Linked DNA regions of Mus musculus: region 2 is linked to region 1. The links are chromatin loops, found by intact Hi-C in ENCODE. Cell type or tissue: heart. All regions are shown on one strand. Links, peaks and the distances in the headings refer to the core of each region. The heading gives the core; the rest is flanking DNA. Region 1 holds the start of Odf2 (outer dense fiber of sperm tails 2). Region 2 holds the start of Urm1 (ubiquitin related modifier 1).

Evidence for each region. Peaks named below come from ENCODE experiments on the same cell type or tissue, not always from the same donor. Only the 100,000 strongest peaks of a DNase experiment are listed, where the experiment ranks them.
Region 2: it touches region 1 in a loop (2.0-fold over the local background); 1 of 42 quality-filtered maps calls a loop at or near these places.

The regions. Positions count from the first base shown.
Region 1 is chr2:29,885,652-29,893,975 of GRCm38, forward strand. Odf2 (outer dense fiber of sperm tails 2) reads left to right here and starts at 4,339. Exons shown (of 21, transcript NM_001369060.1): 1 at 4,339-4,560; 2 at 5,115-5,351; 3 at 6,535-6,625; 4 at 7,793-7,918. The coding sequence starts at 5,320. In heart, for the core only: CTCF peaks have their summits at 1,252 (motif pointing right) and 5,054; DNase peaks (open chromatin) are centred at 4,040 and 4,770; H3K4me3 peaks cover 2,505 bases; H3K27ac peaks cover 2,510 bases.
Region 2 is chr2:29,820,228-29,828,551 of GRCm38, forward strand. It overlaps Urm1 (ubiquitin related modifier 1), which reads left to right and starts at 7,162. Exons shown (of 5, transcript NM_026615.4): 1 at 7,162-7,208. The coding sequence starts at 7,174. In heart, for the core only: a CTCF peak has its summit at 4,814 (motif pointing right); a DNase peak (open chromatin) is centred at 7,094; H3K4me3 peaks cover 2,940 bases; H3K27ac peaks cover 2,134 bases.

The DNA.
Region 1 (8,324 bases), core at 129-8,128:
TTCTTTTTTCTTCCTCTCCTCCCCCTCCTTTCTTCTTCCTTCTTTTTTTTTATCCTTGTCCTCTGCATCTTCCTCTTCTTTTCTTTTTGAGACAGGGTTTCTCTGCATAGCCCTGGCTGTCCTGGAACTTGCTCTGTAGACCAGGCTGGCCTCAAACTCGTAGATCCACCTGCCTCTGCCTCTTGAGCACTGAGATTAAAGATGTGCAACATTACATCTGTTTTAACAATATTTGAAAAATTAATTTTGTTTGTCTGTATGGGTACATGCACAGGAGTGCAGATGCTTGGAGAGACCAAGAGGGGGTCAGATACTCTGAATTGTGAGCTTCCTAATCTAAAGTGGATGCTGACTGTGGGTCCTCTGCAAGAAATATTTTATGTATAGATTTTAACTACTGAGCCATCTCTCCAGCTGCTCCACATGCCTTCTCTTCTTTCCCATTCTGTGCAAGCAGAGCAGAATCTCTTTTTCCTTTTCTTCCTTCTCTCTCTCTCTCTCTCTCTCTCTTTCTCTCTCCTTCTTTCTTTCTTTGTGATAGAGTTTCATTATATAGCTCTGGCTGGCCTGGGACTCACAGGGACTTGCTTCTCTCTTGTGTGCTGGATCACCTTGTGTCCCAGCATGCCTGTTTTGTTTGTTTATTGCCAGATTGGAGATTCTAAGCTGTTAAACTCTTACTCAAACCCTTCCATGGCTCTCCAGGAGCTGAGGGCCTGAGATCTGACACCAACGCCTGGCCTATTTGGCACTTTATGGCCTAGTTCTGCTGACCTGGGCAGAATTCCTCGCCACTATGACCATAACACTTCAGAGGACTGAATACTCCACAGTGCTGCCCTATAGAACATTCTGTATGTGCCCAGGCCTGGGTGTGCTAACTCCATACCTGTTGCTCTCTGCTTAGAACCCGCACCCATCAGTCACACTTGCACACAGCTCTCAAGGCCTTAGCATCTCCAATACCATCACCTCTGGGAACTCTCTCCTGCCTGCCTAAGACGATAGGTCCTGTTTCTCCCTTTCCCCTCCTCCTCCCACTCTTCCCACCTCCTCTTATTCCTGTCTGCCCTCTCTTACAGTAGCTGAAAGACTTGCAGCTCTTTGAAAGCTACCACCTAGCATCTGAGTGGTTTGTACTCCTACCATTCAAAATACTAGCATGTGCTTCGACTGTCCTCTCAGCTTTAAGTACACTCGAAGTTTTTTTTTTTTTAAGATTTATTTATTGTATGCTTTAAGTACACTGTAGCTGTCTTCAGACACTCCAGAAGAGGGCGCCAGATCTCATTACAGATGGTTGTGAGCCACCATGTGGTTGTTGGGATTTGAACTCAAGACCTTCGGAAGAACAGTCAGTGCTCTTAACCGCTGAGCCATCTCTCCAGCCCCCGACACTCGAAGTTTTACTTATTTGTATGAATGCTTTATCTGTGTGTGGTGTGTGTGCTCACTGGCTGAATGACTAGATCCCTCTAGGGGTCAGAACTGGGCATCAGATCAACCAGAACTGGAGTTACAGATAGTTGTGAGCCACCTTGTGGGTGCTGGGAACCAAAGCCAGGTGCTTTGCAGGAGCAGCCAGTGTTCTTAGCTGCCGAGCCATCTCTCTAGCCCCGACAAGTATGTGTAAAAATAAACCCCCTTTGCTTCCTTCCTCATTTCACCTTACTGTGGTGTCCTTGAGCTTCTGTCATCATTTTCCAAACCTCCTAACTTCTAGCACCTCAGGAATGACTCCTCTTTTTATTATTTTTGGCTCTTTGAGACAGCGTTTCTCTGTGTAACCTTGGCTGTCCTACAAGTAGCTCTGTAGAATAGATTGGCCTCAAACTCATAGAGCTGCATGCCTCTGTCTCCCAAATGCTGAAATCAAAGGTGTCTGCCACCGCCGGCCGGACTTCCTCCAATACCGTCCATTTTCAGACCTTTTATTGCAAAAGTCAGAAATAGCTGACTAACAGGGAGGACTGTTTAGACTGTTTAGTATGGAATAGACAACATAAAAGCTTTCCTTGTCTGGTTTCATTAGTATGATAGGTCATGTACTCCTCTGAGACTGAATGGCAGGTGCTAATGTGCCTTGAATGTAGCACGGACTTAGTTCAATGAATAGGGACATGCTAAGACATGAGCAACAATTCCATTTGGAAGTAGCAAAAGGATATTTCATTATTTTAACTAAATCGAAAAGTCTTGCTATGTAGACCACGCTGGCTTCAAACTCCTGACCAAATCAACTTGTCTCAGCCTCCTGATAGAATTCTGAGATTATAGCTATGTACCATCGTGTTTACAAAGGAGACACTTTACAGACATGTTTGAGCTGCACCTTGAAGCAGGTTGTTTATCTTAGGCAGCAAGAAGCACACATACATCTGAAGGCAGACCAGAAGGGCAGCTAAGGGTGGGAAAGTGTGTAGATATTAAGGGAATTTCATTTGGTAGATTTTTTCTCTATGAAATAGGGAACTTGATGTATGGAATGCAGAAGAGACAAAAGTTTGGAAAAGCCTCTGTTGGTAATTGTCTAGAGAGAACTGCTGGACAGAGTGGAGACAATGATTCGTGGAGATTATAACACGCACGTGTTACTGAAAATTGAATCTAGGATTTTGCTCAGGTCAGGCAAGGGTTCTAACTCGGAGTTCCTGTCCCCAGCTGTATGCTCTTGCGGAACCTCAGGATGGTAGAGATAGGTAGGACTGAGGGATACAGACTGGCCTTCAACTAACTCATGGCCATCTCCCTCCTTCATTGAGATTACTGGCATGAAAAAAAGAAGAAGAAGAAGAAAGAAGAAAGAAGAAAGAAGAAAGAAGAAAGAAAGAAGGAAGAAGGAAGAAGGAAGAAGAAAGAAAGAAGAAGAAGAAGAAGAAGAAGAAGAAGAAGAAGAAGAAGAAGAGGAGAAGAAGAAGGAAGAAGAAAGAAAGAAGAAGAAGAAGAAGAAGAAGAAGAAGAAGAAGAAGAAGAAGAAGAAGGAAGAAGAAAGAAGAAGAAGAAGAAGAAGAAGAAGAAGAAGAAGAAGAAGAAGAAGAAGAAGGAAGAAGAAAGAAGAAGGAAGAAGAAAGAAGAAGAAGAAGAAGAAGAAGAAGAAGAAGAAGAAGAAGAAGAAGAAGAAGGAAGAAGAAGGAGAAGGAGAAGGAGAAGGAGAAGGAGAAGGAGAAGGAGAAGGAGAAGGAGAAGGAGAAGGAGAAGGAGAAGGAGAAGGAGAAGAAGAAGAAGAAGAAGAAGAAAGGCTCGGCTTGCTGGTGTACTCCTATAACCCCAGCAAGCAGCAGAGATAGGCAGATTTCTGCTCAAACGCAGCAAGTTCCAGGCCAGCCAGGGTTGCACGCACAAAATGAACCGTCAAGGGTTGACGAACAAATATGACATGGTAAGACTGCCCTGCCGGCTGTGGAGGTGGGAAGGTAGTTCACGCTCCAGGGAGGAGCTGGTGGGAGCACAACTACTGTGTTGGAGTTAAGGTGTCAAGGAAATGAGGTCTACCCAGCCCGGAGGTTGTTAAAGTCTCCCAGAATCCAGGGCGGGAACGTGAGCCTCGTGACAGTCCCCCACGATTGGCTAACAGGGAAGCATAGTTGAGAAGATGGCGGCTCAGCAGAGAGAACCTCAGCAGAGCAGGTCCGTATAGAAGCGGCGTACGGTGTGCGGGAGGGCGGCAGGGGCGTGGGGAGTGCGGCCTCTTCCTTCGGTTTGGGGCGTGTGGGAGAGGGGTACAGTTTGTGGAGTGTGCACAAGTTGTCTGCACTGAGCGGCCGAGGCATAGGAATGGCTTTCCAGAAGCCCCAGCCTGTCGCTTGTACAGACGCCCTCTGCGTCCAGCTTCCTCCTGTGTTTCGAGGGGAGCGCGTTAGGGTTCAGGATTCAGGAGGACCAGGGCAAAATGGCGGAGGGGACTCGGTGGCCTGAACGGTGGGGCAAGACCAGGCCGGCTGGCGCGGGAGGCGTCGCGTGTCTCCCTGACGACGGGGCGGTGGACAGGCCTCGTGACCCAGAAGTGGGCGGAGCGTCCCCGTGTGGGGCGGGGCATCTCTGTGACGCTGGGGGCTGGGCCTAAATGGCGAAACCCGAGAGGCTCCGGGGGGGGTTTGAACTGGCCAATGGGCGAGCTGCCGACCGGTTGTCGGAAAAGGAGGCGGAAGCGGGGAGGAGCCGCCGCGGGAGCCGGACTGCATCCGCCGCGGCGTCTCCATGGCACGACCCTGGCCTCCGACTTCAACGACTTCATAAGGAGACGGTTCTGGGCGCAGCCGTGCCGCTCTTGGTGAGAGGCCACGCGGCGGGGCAGGGCGTAGAGTGCCGCGGGTTCAAGCCCCGCGCTCCCGGGGCTGGCTCGACCGGGCACCGTCCCCGAGTCTAGGCGCGCTCCTTCCTGCGTCCGAACCCGGCCCGCCCCGCTCCTCGTTGGGCGCGGGCCCTTCCTCCTCCCGCTAACGGGCGGGCCGGCCGCCTCCGTCCTCTCCGGGCCATCGGCAGCGCTCTTTCCCTCCTCTGCTGTCCTCGGGCAGGGCTGCGCCCTTCTATGGGCAGAACCCCGTCCCCTCTTGCCCGCTGGTGGGTGGCCGTGCGCCCCATCCTCCCCGGAGGCCACCCCTGCTCTCTGCGGACTGGGCCGCAGCAGTTACATGCGCTCGGGGTGGGCAGGCCTCCGGGGACCCTCCAGACCAGCTCCAGGGATGTGGGTGATCCAGGAGCGGTCTGGCTCTCCATGCCGCCCCGCCTAGGCCGCCGCTCCACCCCTTCCATCTATTGGTTCTCCCTGGTAGCTATTCTGCCGGGAACGCCCCTTCACCTAGGAGACAGTTGCCCAGGCACTGTCCCGAAGATCCCTCCAGCTCCCTGTGCGGGTTCCCGCCCCTGGGGGGCCCACTTGGGGCCTAGCAGTTCTCACCTTCTTCGCACTCCAGGCAGCCCTCAGGTTTAAACCCTAGTAGCCGTCGGCCCGCTATTCTTCCCGGGTGGGGTCTGGGCATGCTGGTCGTTGTCCTCCTTTCAGTGACGTGGCCCCTCACTGTCCTGCCGCGCCCTCCACCTGCCTCCTGGCGGCGCACTCGGCACCCCGCAGGTCGCTCAGCCTCTCCTGTCTCCCTCCCTCCCCACTTTGGCAGGACAGTTGCTGTGCGACTTGGACAGTAGAGGAGCGCCTCCCAAGTTTTCATCCAACTGCCACCCCCAAAGCTTCCACCCTCCTCCCCTCAGAGAGAGGACGTTTGATGCCCGGCCCCTGAGATTCTCATTGGCCAGCCCCTCTGGGTCCCCCTGAGCAGAGCCTGCCGACCCAATTGCCCATCTTTGCGGCTTTGATGCTTAACCATGTCTGCCTCATCCTCAGGCGGCTCCCCCAGGTACAGCCAATGTGGGGGGCGCCTTTGCAGTAGGGCAGGGAAAGGTGGTCAGGGCTCCCCAGGCCAGGCTCAATGGAAACTTTTTTTTAGTTTCCCAGGTACTGAAAGTCTGGACCCAAAACACTTGAAAGTGACTTTGAAAGGGGAGGAGTAAAGACTCCCCTCCCCCGCCTACAGCTTACTAGTAGCAAACAAGATCACTCTTAATGCTTTGAGTTCAGCTTGGCTTCAGACTCACTAGGTAGTCAAGGTTGTGCTTGAATTCCCGATTCTCCTTTCTCCACGTCCCATGTGGTGGCTTAAAAGCGTTTCCCACCATGGCACCTCTAAACTAGTGTTAAAGTGAGCAGAGATATTATAAGTAAGTAGAAGGGGGGAAAACTTGAGGTTCTACTTTGAACAGTCTTCTTCCGAGTGGCCGTCCGGCTCGCTCAGTAGTTGTTTGTGAGCCGAGCAGAGTGCAGACCATGGTGCTGTTGCTTTAGGTTTCAGTCTTCCCCCTGAAGAGCTGGTGAGGTCGGCAGAAGGCTATCTGGGAACTGTGAGGAGGCAGTGGGCTAGGTTAGCTTTAACCATTGCAGACCGTTCTCCCCCAGCCGGGACTCTGGCTGGACTGCTGGTCTGGAGCACAGTATTGGCTGTTTTGCACTTGTCGTATTGGGCTGCATATGTACAAGCAAGGCTCTGGTGTGGGCAGTGAGTGGACCACGTTGGGAAGTGGGGTCTTCGTATGCTTCAGCAAGGGTGTGAGCCTTCCTTTTACAAGCTGGTGTCCCAGTGACTTTGCTCCTGAGCTGCATGTTTTAGGTTAACCTGTCACTGAACGCTTCCCCAGAGGAGCTTGGGGACTGTAACCCTTGTTGAGACTGGTGCCTTGGCAGCTTTTTTTTGGGTCACCTGATTGGAGATGACAGGTAGGCTTTCAGCACAAGGTCACAATACATGTGATGCGATGGCAGGTTTAAAAGGCCAGCCATGCAGACAGCCTACACCTGGTATCACCCTCCTGCTGAGCACACCATGCGCGCCTTGTGCTCATCTACAGAGAGCCAGGGGACTCAAGACTGCTGCTCCAAGCTGCCGACGCAATAGCCACCACATGCAGTGTGCCATTTCCCAAGAGCTGAGAAACAGGAGAACCTTGGCTTTCTGCTCATAATCTGGTTCTTGTGCCCGGGTGCAGGTTTCCATCGTGTGGGAAGAACGGAGTAACGAGTCTCACACAGAAAAAAGTCTTGAGAACACCTTGTGGCGCACCCAGTGTAACTGTTACGGTAGGTGACCCTCACAACGGTACCATCAGAACTGCTTCTGCAAGCCTTTGCTAGGGACTGCCCAGGTGCTCTGTATGGAGCTGGGAAGCATGGCCTGCTTGCTGATGAAGGAAGGAGTCAGGTGTGAGGAGGTTGTCTTGATAGCCTTCCAGGGACATCCCAACATCTTTAGAACAGATATTTTAAAAAGAAAAAAAAAAAGAAATAAAAGCATGAGAGAGAGGTGGGATGGGGGCTGCCGGCGGGCAAGGCTGTTCCTGGGGTCCAGCTCTGCTCACGTTTTCTCTGGAGTCTCTACACTCTCCTCACACTTGGCATCCCCACTGGCCTCCTCTGTGCCCTAGTGCCTTGCTTGCATGTGGCCTGCATGCATCTGCACCTTAACCATTTTGAGTGTTTCCCACACTAACTCGCATGTCTGGTTGGAAGATACAGCTTTGCAGCCGACCTGCACTAAGTCCAAGGCGGAGCTGCCCAGTCCGTCTGGCTTGGGTGGAGCTGCAGCTCTGAGGACCCTGCTTGTGCTTTTAGAGAACCTTGTCCTGAGCGGACCTGGAGGCCTTCAGCTGAGACCTCTGCAGAGTCAGCCTGAGTGTCACGCCAGCCGTGCTTCCTGCCTGCATGCCAGTAGTTGGTAGCTGTCCTGCTCACTTGGTGGCTGAGCGTTCAGGTGTCCCCAGAAGCCTCTGAGCTCTGTTTTCATGCCTAGTTTACTCATCCACAGATCCATCTTTTTTGTGTTGCCCTCCCCTGCCTGCCAGAAGTGAACCATGAAGGACCGATCTTCAACTCCCCCCTTACATGTTCACGTGGATGAGAACACTCCTGTCCACGTCCACATAAAAAAACTCCCGAAACCGTCAGCAGCCAGCAGCCAGGTAGGAGCATGGCAGCGGGGCGAGGTCATGGCTGCAGATCCTGTCTCCCAGCCCAGTCTCCTCCCACTGCTGACTCCAAAGGTTTGGGAGACACATTTTTTTCTGGAGGTCAGTTGCCTGGTTAGAAGGTAGGCCTTTGGTTCCCAGCAGCAGCAGCAGCAGCAGCAGCAGCAGCAGCAGCAGTAGCAGTAACATTACTCAGAAGAGGCCCCTCTGCAAAGGTGGCATATGCCACCTGAGTGACACTGGGCAGCTGGGCCTGGAGATGACTCTAGTTTTGTCCCCACAGAAATCTCATAAGCGCGGAATGAAAGGGGACACCGTGAATGTACGGCGGAGTGTCCGGGTGAAAACCAAGGTACCTTGGATGCCCCCTGGAAAATCATCTGCCCGGCATGTGGGATGCAAGTGGGAGGTAGGCTCAGTCTTGTTCAGGCTGCTCTTCTTGGACTGGTCAGTCAGATTCTAGCAGGCCTCAGACTTGGTATGATTGCAGAGATTCCAGTGAGCCTCATTGACTGGGTGCCTTTGTAAACCCTGTAACTTATGGCACCACTTAGCCTCTTGCAGCTTTGCTGGGTGGTAGATCCTGCTGTTCCACTGTAGACATGAAACAGCTGGGAGCTGACATGCCCGGAGTCTTACAGAGAGAGCAGCAGAACTGGAGTTAGGACGCTGTCTCATTTTGGAGACTGAACTCAGCCTCTGCTTTGCACATAGATTTACATGTCTGTCATAGTATCTGAAGTATAATTAACATGGAGGATGTTTACGTGTGCATGTGTACATAAACCAACCTATAAAATAGCCAAGAAAATGTT
Region 2 (8,324 bases), core at 313-8,312, 65 kb before region 1:
CCGCTCCGCCTCCTTGCTGAACAGGGCGCTGCTGGAAGGAGCCAGCCTCCTGCATCCTTGGAGGTCCAGCAGTGCTTGGACAGGCAAGTGGCTGCCCAGGCCAGTGTGTGGCTATCGCTTTCAATTCCTAGGAAGAAGGTTAAATATCTTCCAGAGGCCCCTAGAGGCGGTTGTGGAGAGGGCGGGAGAGGAGGGGGCGACCCAGTGACTTTCAAAGGGGCCCTGAAAGCTTAGCCACCCCTCCCCCGGGCCGCGGCTTCCTCCCGGCCTAATCAAATTCTGGGCTCAGCCCTAGTCTTTGGCGGCAGTTTAACCCGAGCCCGGGCGGATTTCTTTCTCACTGATCTCAGCTTGACACCCAATTAGCACAAGAATGGGAGGAGGAAGCCTGTGAGAGGCGCCTCCCAGCCTCCCGGGGCGCGCGAGGGGGCAGGCGGGAAAACAAAGGGCGGCGGGCAGGGGGGCACTTGCGCCCTCGCCTCCGCTGCGACCTGCCATTGTCTCTCTTGGAGCTTCAGAGAGGATGGAGGACTACGCCCTGGCTCTCTGGCTGGGGCCCCGGACCCTCTACTGCAAGGGATACTAGGGGAAAGTTATTTGTGAGACTCTGGCCTTAAGTGAGAAGTAGTGGGGAGGGCCAGGATCCCGAAGGCACGGCCTTCGGAGACTCAGTTTTGTCATCTGAAAAATGGGAGGAATATACAAGGTGTAGTCCAGTGGCTCTACTGCTTGGCACCACAGAGCTCAGTAGACAAATGTTCTTTGAGGGAACACAATACCCAGCCTGTACTGTTTCTAACTGATAGGTTAAGCTTGGTTCTGGACGCGAAGTGGCAGTAGCATCAGGCTCAGTGCTGCCAGCATGAGTTCTTTGCAGAGACTTCTGTTCAGATGAAGCCTGAACTTGGATTCATCAAGTTCCTGAAAGGGACTCCCATCAGAACTGTTGGGGTGATAGGCAGTGGTGGCGCACGCCTTTAATCCCAGCACTTGGGAGGCAGAGGCAGGCGGATTTCTGAGTTCGAGGCCAGCCTGGTCTACAGAGTGAGTTCCAGGATAGCAGGGCTACACAGAGAAACCCTGTCTCCAAAAACCAAAACAAACAAACAAAAAACAAAAAAGGGCTTGCTGCTTTTTCTAAGGACCATTTGGTCCCTAGTAGCCAGCTCCAGAGAATTCACCCTGTTCTGCTTGCTCTCTCTCTCTCTCTCTCTCTCTCTCTCTCTCTCTCTCTCTCTCTCTCTCTCTAAAAGGGCTTGCTGCTTTTTCTGAGGACCATTTGGTCCCTAGCAGCCAGCTCCAGAGAATTCACCCTGTTCTGCTCTCTCTCTCTCTCTCTCTCTCTCTCTCTCTCTCTCTCTCACACACACACACACACACACACACACACACACACACACAGAAATCTAAAAACAAAAACATTATGAAGAGCTGTGGAAGTAACTCGGTCTGGTGGGACCTCACTGGCCAGTCACACATCCTCAAGGCCCCCCCATCCCGTCTCGGTGAACTTGTCTAAGGGGGGAAAAATTCAAGGTTTGTTATTTCTCCTTCGGAACTCCTCCCACTTGTGGGAGTTTTTATTTTCCTTAACATTTTTTTTTAGTTTTATTTTATTTTGCCTGTATATATGTATGTGTACCATGTATGTAGCCGGTATCCAGGAGGTCAGAAGAGGGCTGTAGGACTTCCTAGAATTGGAATTTGGATAGTTGTGAATCATCATATGGGTGCTGGGAATTGAACCCTGGTCCATTGGAAGAGCAGCCAGTGCAGCTACTGAGCTGTCTCTCCAGCCTGTCCTTAATAATCGGAGGGAGGGAGGGAGGGAGAGGGAGAGGGAGGGAGGAAGGAAGGAGGAAAGAGATAGGAAGAAAAGTCAAGCTTAATAGCTAGTCCAAGTCTTTAATCCCATAGGCAGTCAGACATCTCTGTGAGATTGAACCAACCTGGCCTGTGTGTGTGTGTGTGTGTGTGTGTGTGTGTGTGTGTGTGTGTGTATGTATGTATGTCAAGGCCAACCAGGGCTACATAGTGAGACCCTGTCCCAAAAATAATTAAAATGGATGGCTCCTGAGGAGTGACACAGGCTAACCTGGCCTACACACACACAAACTAGAAAGGAGTGGGGAGGTAGCTCAGTATTAGAACTCTTATCTAGTGTGCGGGAGACCCTGCGTCAATCCCAAGCCCCGGCATGAAAATGGAGCCAGAGTGGTTAGGCTTAGCGTGATGGTGTAGACACCTATAATCCCAGAAGAGAAAATAACCCCAAAAAGAAAAAAAGAAACACGGCCTGGAGAGGCTGGCTACTCTTCTAGGGGACTCTGGTTCTGAGCACCCACAAGGCAGCTCACAACTGTCTGTAACCCCATGTTCTAGGAATCCAACAACCCCCCCTCCACACACACATATATTCAAGCAAAGCACCAATGTATAATAAGTAACAAATACATAAGGATCGTTAAAAAGAGAAGAAGGAGGTTTCCTCTTGGGAGTGTGAGGTGACTTAGTAGCTGCTGCTCTTAGTTCAGTTCCAGGTCCACAAAGCAGAAGGAGACAAGCAATTCCTACAAATTGTCCACTGATGCCACAGAGGCTATGGCATGCATGGGAACATATGTACACATGCAAATAAATGAATAAAAATGTAATAATGAAAAGTAAAACATAAAAATCTACACAGGGGCTAGAGAGGTGGCTCAGCGGTTAAAAGCACTGACCTTTCTTCCAAAGGTCATAGGTTCAAATCCCAGCAACCACATGGTGGCTCACAACCATCTATAATGAGATCTGATGCCCACTTTGGGGATGTCTGAAGACAGCTACAGTGTAGATAGATAGATAGATAGATAGATAGATAGATAGATAGATAGATAGACCTTTAAGAAAAAAATCCACACAAACTTTAATATAATTTGAAACATACAAGTTCAAAGAAAGACACTTAAAAATGTATAACCTTAGCCAGACAGTGGTGTCATACGTCTTTAATCCCAGCACTTGGGAGGCAGAGGCAGGAGGATTTCTGAGTTCAAGGCCAGCTTGGTCTACAGAGTGAGTTCCAGGACAGGCAGTGCTACACAGAGAAACCCTGTCTCGAAAAAAAATAAATAAATAAAAATTAAAAAAAAAACCAGGGGGTGGTGGCACACGCCTTTAATCCCAGCACTCGGGAGGCAGAGGCAGGTGGATTTCTGAGTTTGAGGTCAGCCTGGTCTACAAAGTGAGTTCCAGGACAGCCAGGGCTACACAGAGAAATCCTGTCTCGAAAAACCAAAAAAAAAAATAAAAAATAAAATAAAATAAAAAATAAAAAAATTGGGCTGGTGAGATGGCTCAGCTGACTGCTCTTCCAAAAGTCCTGAGTTCAAATCCCAGCAACCACATGGTGGCTCACAACCATCGTAACGAAATCTGATGCCCTCTTCTGGAGTGTCTGAAGACAGCTACAGTGTACTTACATATAATAAATAAAAATAAATCTATCTATCTATCTATCTATCTATGTATGTGTGTGTGTATGTATGCATGCGCCATGTGAGTGTCCTGGTACCTGTGGAGGTCAGAAGAGGGCATTGGATCCCCTGGAGCTGGAGTCATGTTCCTGTTGGGAATCCCTTATTTGTTTGTTTGTTTATTTAATTTATTTAACTTTCAGACACAGGATTCTTTTAGTGTAGACCTGGCTGTGCTGGAACTCAATCCATCTGTTGACCAGGCTGGCCTTAACTCAGAGATCCGCCTGCTTCTGCCTCCCAGATGTTGGAATTAAAGGTGTGCCACCTTCATCACTGCCTGGCTTTCCTTTTATTTTTGTGACAGGATCTCTGTGGGCCTGGTTGTCCTGAAACTTAAATAGACAGAGCTAACATAGAATGCATAGAGATGTATGTGCCTCTGCCTTCTGAGTGCTGAGATTATAGACATGAGCCACCACCATTCCTGGAAACATTTAATTTTCATTCATTCATTCACTCATTCATTCATTCATTCACTTACTCATTTATTTGGCTTTAGAGACAGGTTTTCTCTGTTTAACACCCTGGCTGACCTCAAACTCACTGAGATCCACCTGCCTTTATCTCCAGAGCATCAGCATCAAAGGTGTACAAATACCACTCCTGGCAACAATCTTTTAACAAGAGTTGTATCCATGGAGTTGCATTGGTGGCTTGCAAGTTATATTGTTCAAATGATTACAAAAATTAAGGGAAAGCCCAGAGTAGTGTCTCCCAGCTTCTTTCAGAATAGTGCCCCACCCCTTCTTCCCACCATTCAGGAGGCTAAAGCAAAGAACATTGCTGCATGTTCAAGGGGAAAATGCGAGACGTTATTTTATTTTATTTAAAAGATTTATTTATTTATTTATTTATTATAAGTATACTGTAGCTGTCTTCAGACACCCTGGCAAAAGGCATCAGATCTCATGACAGATGGTTGTGAGCCACCATGTGGTTGCTGGGATTTGAACTCAGGAGCTTTGGAAGAGCAGTCAGTGCTCTTAACCGTTGAGTCATCTCCCCAGCCCCGTTATTTTATTTTTTTAAAGGTTTATTTTATGTATATGAGTACACTGTAGCTGTCTTCTGACACACCAGAAGAGGGCATTGGATCCCATTACAGATGGTTGTGAGCCACCAAGTGGTTGCTGAGAATTGAACTCAGGGCCTCTGGAAGAGCAGCCAGTGTGCTTAACTGCTGAGCCATCTCTCCAGCCTGAGATATGTTATTATTTTTTTTATAGATTTATTTATTTATTTTATGTATATGAGTACACCATTGCTCTCTTCAGACACACCAGAAGAGGGCAGCAGATCTCATTACAGATGGTTGTGAGCCACCATGTGGTTGCTGGGAATTGAACTCAGGACCTTTGGCAGAGCAGTCAGTGCTCTTAACTGCTGAGCCATCTCTCCAGCCTGAGACATGTTATTTTTAAAACAAGGTTTCTCTACATAGCCCTGGCCTTCAACACAGAGACAAGTCTGCTTCTGCTTGCTGAGTGCTGGCATGAAGGCCTTTGCCATCATGCCTTTCCTTCCCTTTTCTAGGCAGTATCTCCTCCCTAATTGAGGGTTACCGTGCACTTCTACTTCTGCATGCTTGGATCACAGGTAGACAACAGCATAGCCACTGATTTCTGCATCGCTGGAGTCCAACCCCAGGGCGTTGTGTATTCTAGGCAGGTAATTTGCCAACTCCTACACCCCCCCCCCCCCAAAAAATGCATTTAGAACAGTTCCATCCCTCCTCCTCAGGGCTTCAATAGCCTTCCTTCTCTCCCAGACTTTACAAGACATAGCTTGGCTCTGCCTACTTTTTTGTTTTGTTTTGCTTTTTCAAAACAGGGTTTCTCTGTGTAGCCCTGGCTGTCCTGGAACTCAAGAGACCTGCCTGCCTCTGCCTCCTGAGCTGGGATTAAAGGTGTGTCCCGCCACGGCCTGGCCTCCTGCCTACATTTTTAGCCTTACCATTGGCCAAGCTCTCTGCTCTCCAATTTGCTCCCTCGATATTCCAGTTAGTTTGCAACTTATGTTCTCCTCATAACTACCTGGCTAACTCTAATAAAAATTTAGAGCCCAGACAGTCCACTTTGGTATTTCTCATATGTATACCACCTGGTACTGTGACCAAACCCAGACCCTTGAGCAGGTGCAAGCACTGTACCATTGGGCTACATCTCCAGTTGACATTTTTCTTATCTTTTTTTTTCTTCATGTTTGTGGATGTGGGTGTATTCCTAAATCATCATTCTCCAATATATATATGATTTATATTTTTCAGTGTACTGTTTTTGTTTTTTGTTTGTTTTTCTAGACAGGGTTTCTCTGTGTAACCCTGGCTGTCCTGGAACTCACTTTGTAGACTAGGCTGGCCTCGAACTCAGAAATCCATCTGCCTCTGCCTCCCAAGTGCTGGGATTTAAGGCATGTGCCACCACCATCCGGTTCAGTGTACTGGTTTTTGCCTGAATATATGTAACTGGAACTGGAGTTAAAGTTGAGGACTGCCATGTGGGTGCTGGGAACCAACCCTGGGTTCTCTAGAATAGTAGCTAGTGCTATTAACCTCTGGGCCATCTCTGTAGTCCACTATTTTATGTATTGAGGCAGGGTCTTTCTGGAACTCAGAGCTTGCTCATTGGCTAGTGTAGGTTGCCAGCTTGCCCTGAGGAAGCCATCGTCACCTCCCTAGCTCTGGTATTGCCATGCTAACCATCATTTCACTTGGGTTGGGGATCTTATCTTTGATCTTTACACTTGCCCAGCAAGTACTTTATCAGATGAGCCATCTCCACAGCCCTAGCGTTTTTTTCACAAATCTCTATAATTCTAATTTTCTAACATCGGAAAATTTATTTCAGTTTAGGATTTCACATTTATTAGCATGGTTTGTACATTTGATTACGGCTGTCTCCCCGTCTCCCTGCTACACGGAGAGACCTAGAGACAAGAACTTCAGTTACAGCCGTTATTACTGACTCTCCACAGGACCAATCTGCCAGACACATTGTTAACTCAGTAACCGTGGAGTAGAAGACATACAATTCATCATCTGACACAGATGTTTGCATAGTAAGATGGCAGCTCCGGAGAGAGACAACAGGGTCAGAAACAAGAATTTGGAGTTACCTCGTTTTACTCCCTTAAGCGATGTTAGCTGGGTTGACAGGGTTCTTGTTTGTGGGTTCTTTGTTGTTTTTGGTTTTGTTTTGTTTTTGAACCCTGGGTGTCCTGTAATTCCCTACGTAGATCAGGCTGGCCTGGCACTCACATAATCCACCGTCTCTGCCTTTCTGAGGGCTAGGATTAACGGCGTGTGCCACCATGCGTGGCTTAAAAACAGATTTGTAGCCAATGAAAGATCAACAGTACGTGGCTCACAATCATGTCATCGGATGCTGATGAATTTCCCCTTAGACGTCTTTCTTCAGGAAGTCCCTTCCTGCTCGGTTTTTTTTTTTTTTTTTTTGGCCAGGTCCGCAAATAATGTAGACAATCAATTCCGCAGCCCACTGAGCGGGTGCCTTCGTCCAATAGCTGAGCAGTAACGAACGGATTTCGCCCCACCCCGTACCGCCTCTTCCGTTTACGCTTCCTGGTGGCGACCGGAAATAAACGGGCGCTCCGGAAGTTAAAGGGCGTGTCCTGCTAGTTTGGTTTCCTAAACATGGCGGCGCCCTTATGTGTGAAGGTGGAGTTCGGGTGAGTGAGATCTGGGGCGCCTTGGGGATGGAGCGAAGCCATAAGGCTCGGAATTCCGGACCTCTCTTGGCCTGCCGAGGCTGTGTCGCCCTCCGAGAGCCGGGATAATCCCCTGGCCTCTGACTGACGCGGTCTCTGTGGGTGACGAGGCCGTGAGTCCGAGAGTTGAGGCGCACACACGGGTAGGGAGATGCGTTTGGAATCCTTCGCCTTGCTCTGTATCATGTAGGACTGGGAGGCATTGACAGTGAGCAGGCGGTCTTCCGGCATGTTTCACCCGTGCCATTCCGAGCCCGACTCGCCTTGTCTGGTTTTTGAGCTTCTAAGGGGAGCGCACGAGTAGAGACGAACCCTGCTGAATAATCTCAGTTCTGTCTTCCCGCCTAGTGCCTTCCTAGGGGAAGTCTTGGCCAAGACAGGACCTTCCTCTTTCTCAAACCTTGTGTGTGTGTGTGTGTGTGTGTGTGTTTTCGAGACAGGGGTCCTCTCTGTTTGGCTGTCCTGGAACTCACTCTGTAGATCAGGCTGACCTCGAACACAGAAATCCGCCTGTCTCTGCCTCCCAAGTCCTGGGATTAAAGGCGTGGGCCACCACCGCCCGGCATACCTTGGAGTTTTAATTAGATTTTAATCTTTTGCAAAGTAGTTTGGTAAGTGTCTTCTGCAGAGTCCAGAGGAGCTACCGGGGTAAATAAGCTGCCACGGAGGGAGTGACTAACATTGGTAGTATATTATCCTTACTGTGAAAAGGTTCAGAATCCGGGTACACATCACTACTTGAAGGAACACGGGGAAAAGTGAAGATTGTCTCAAATCACCATTGTGTTCTTCCAACACACAGAATGCTTGTCATGGTTTCAAAACCTGCAGAAGACAGACTTCTTCGGAAGCTGAGAACAAAGAACTGAGGCTTCTAGAGATGGGTGGTTGGTTTCTAGAATCTTATGGAAAAGCTAGGGGTGTGTGTGTGTTTGTGTGTGTGTGTGTAGATGAAGAAGCCAAGGTTGAAGTGAAGGGAAACTCAAGGGTAGAGAGAGATGTAAAATTCCTTCCAAATGCCTTTCTTCGCCTTGGATGCCCCCCATTCCTTTCATGTTGTCCCTTCACTAGGCAGTT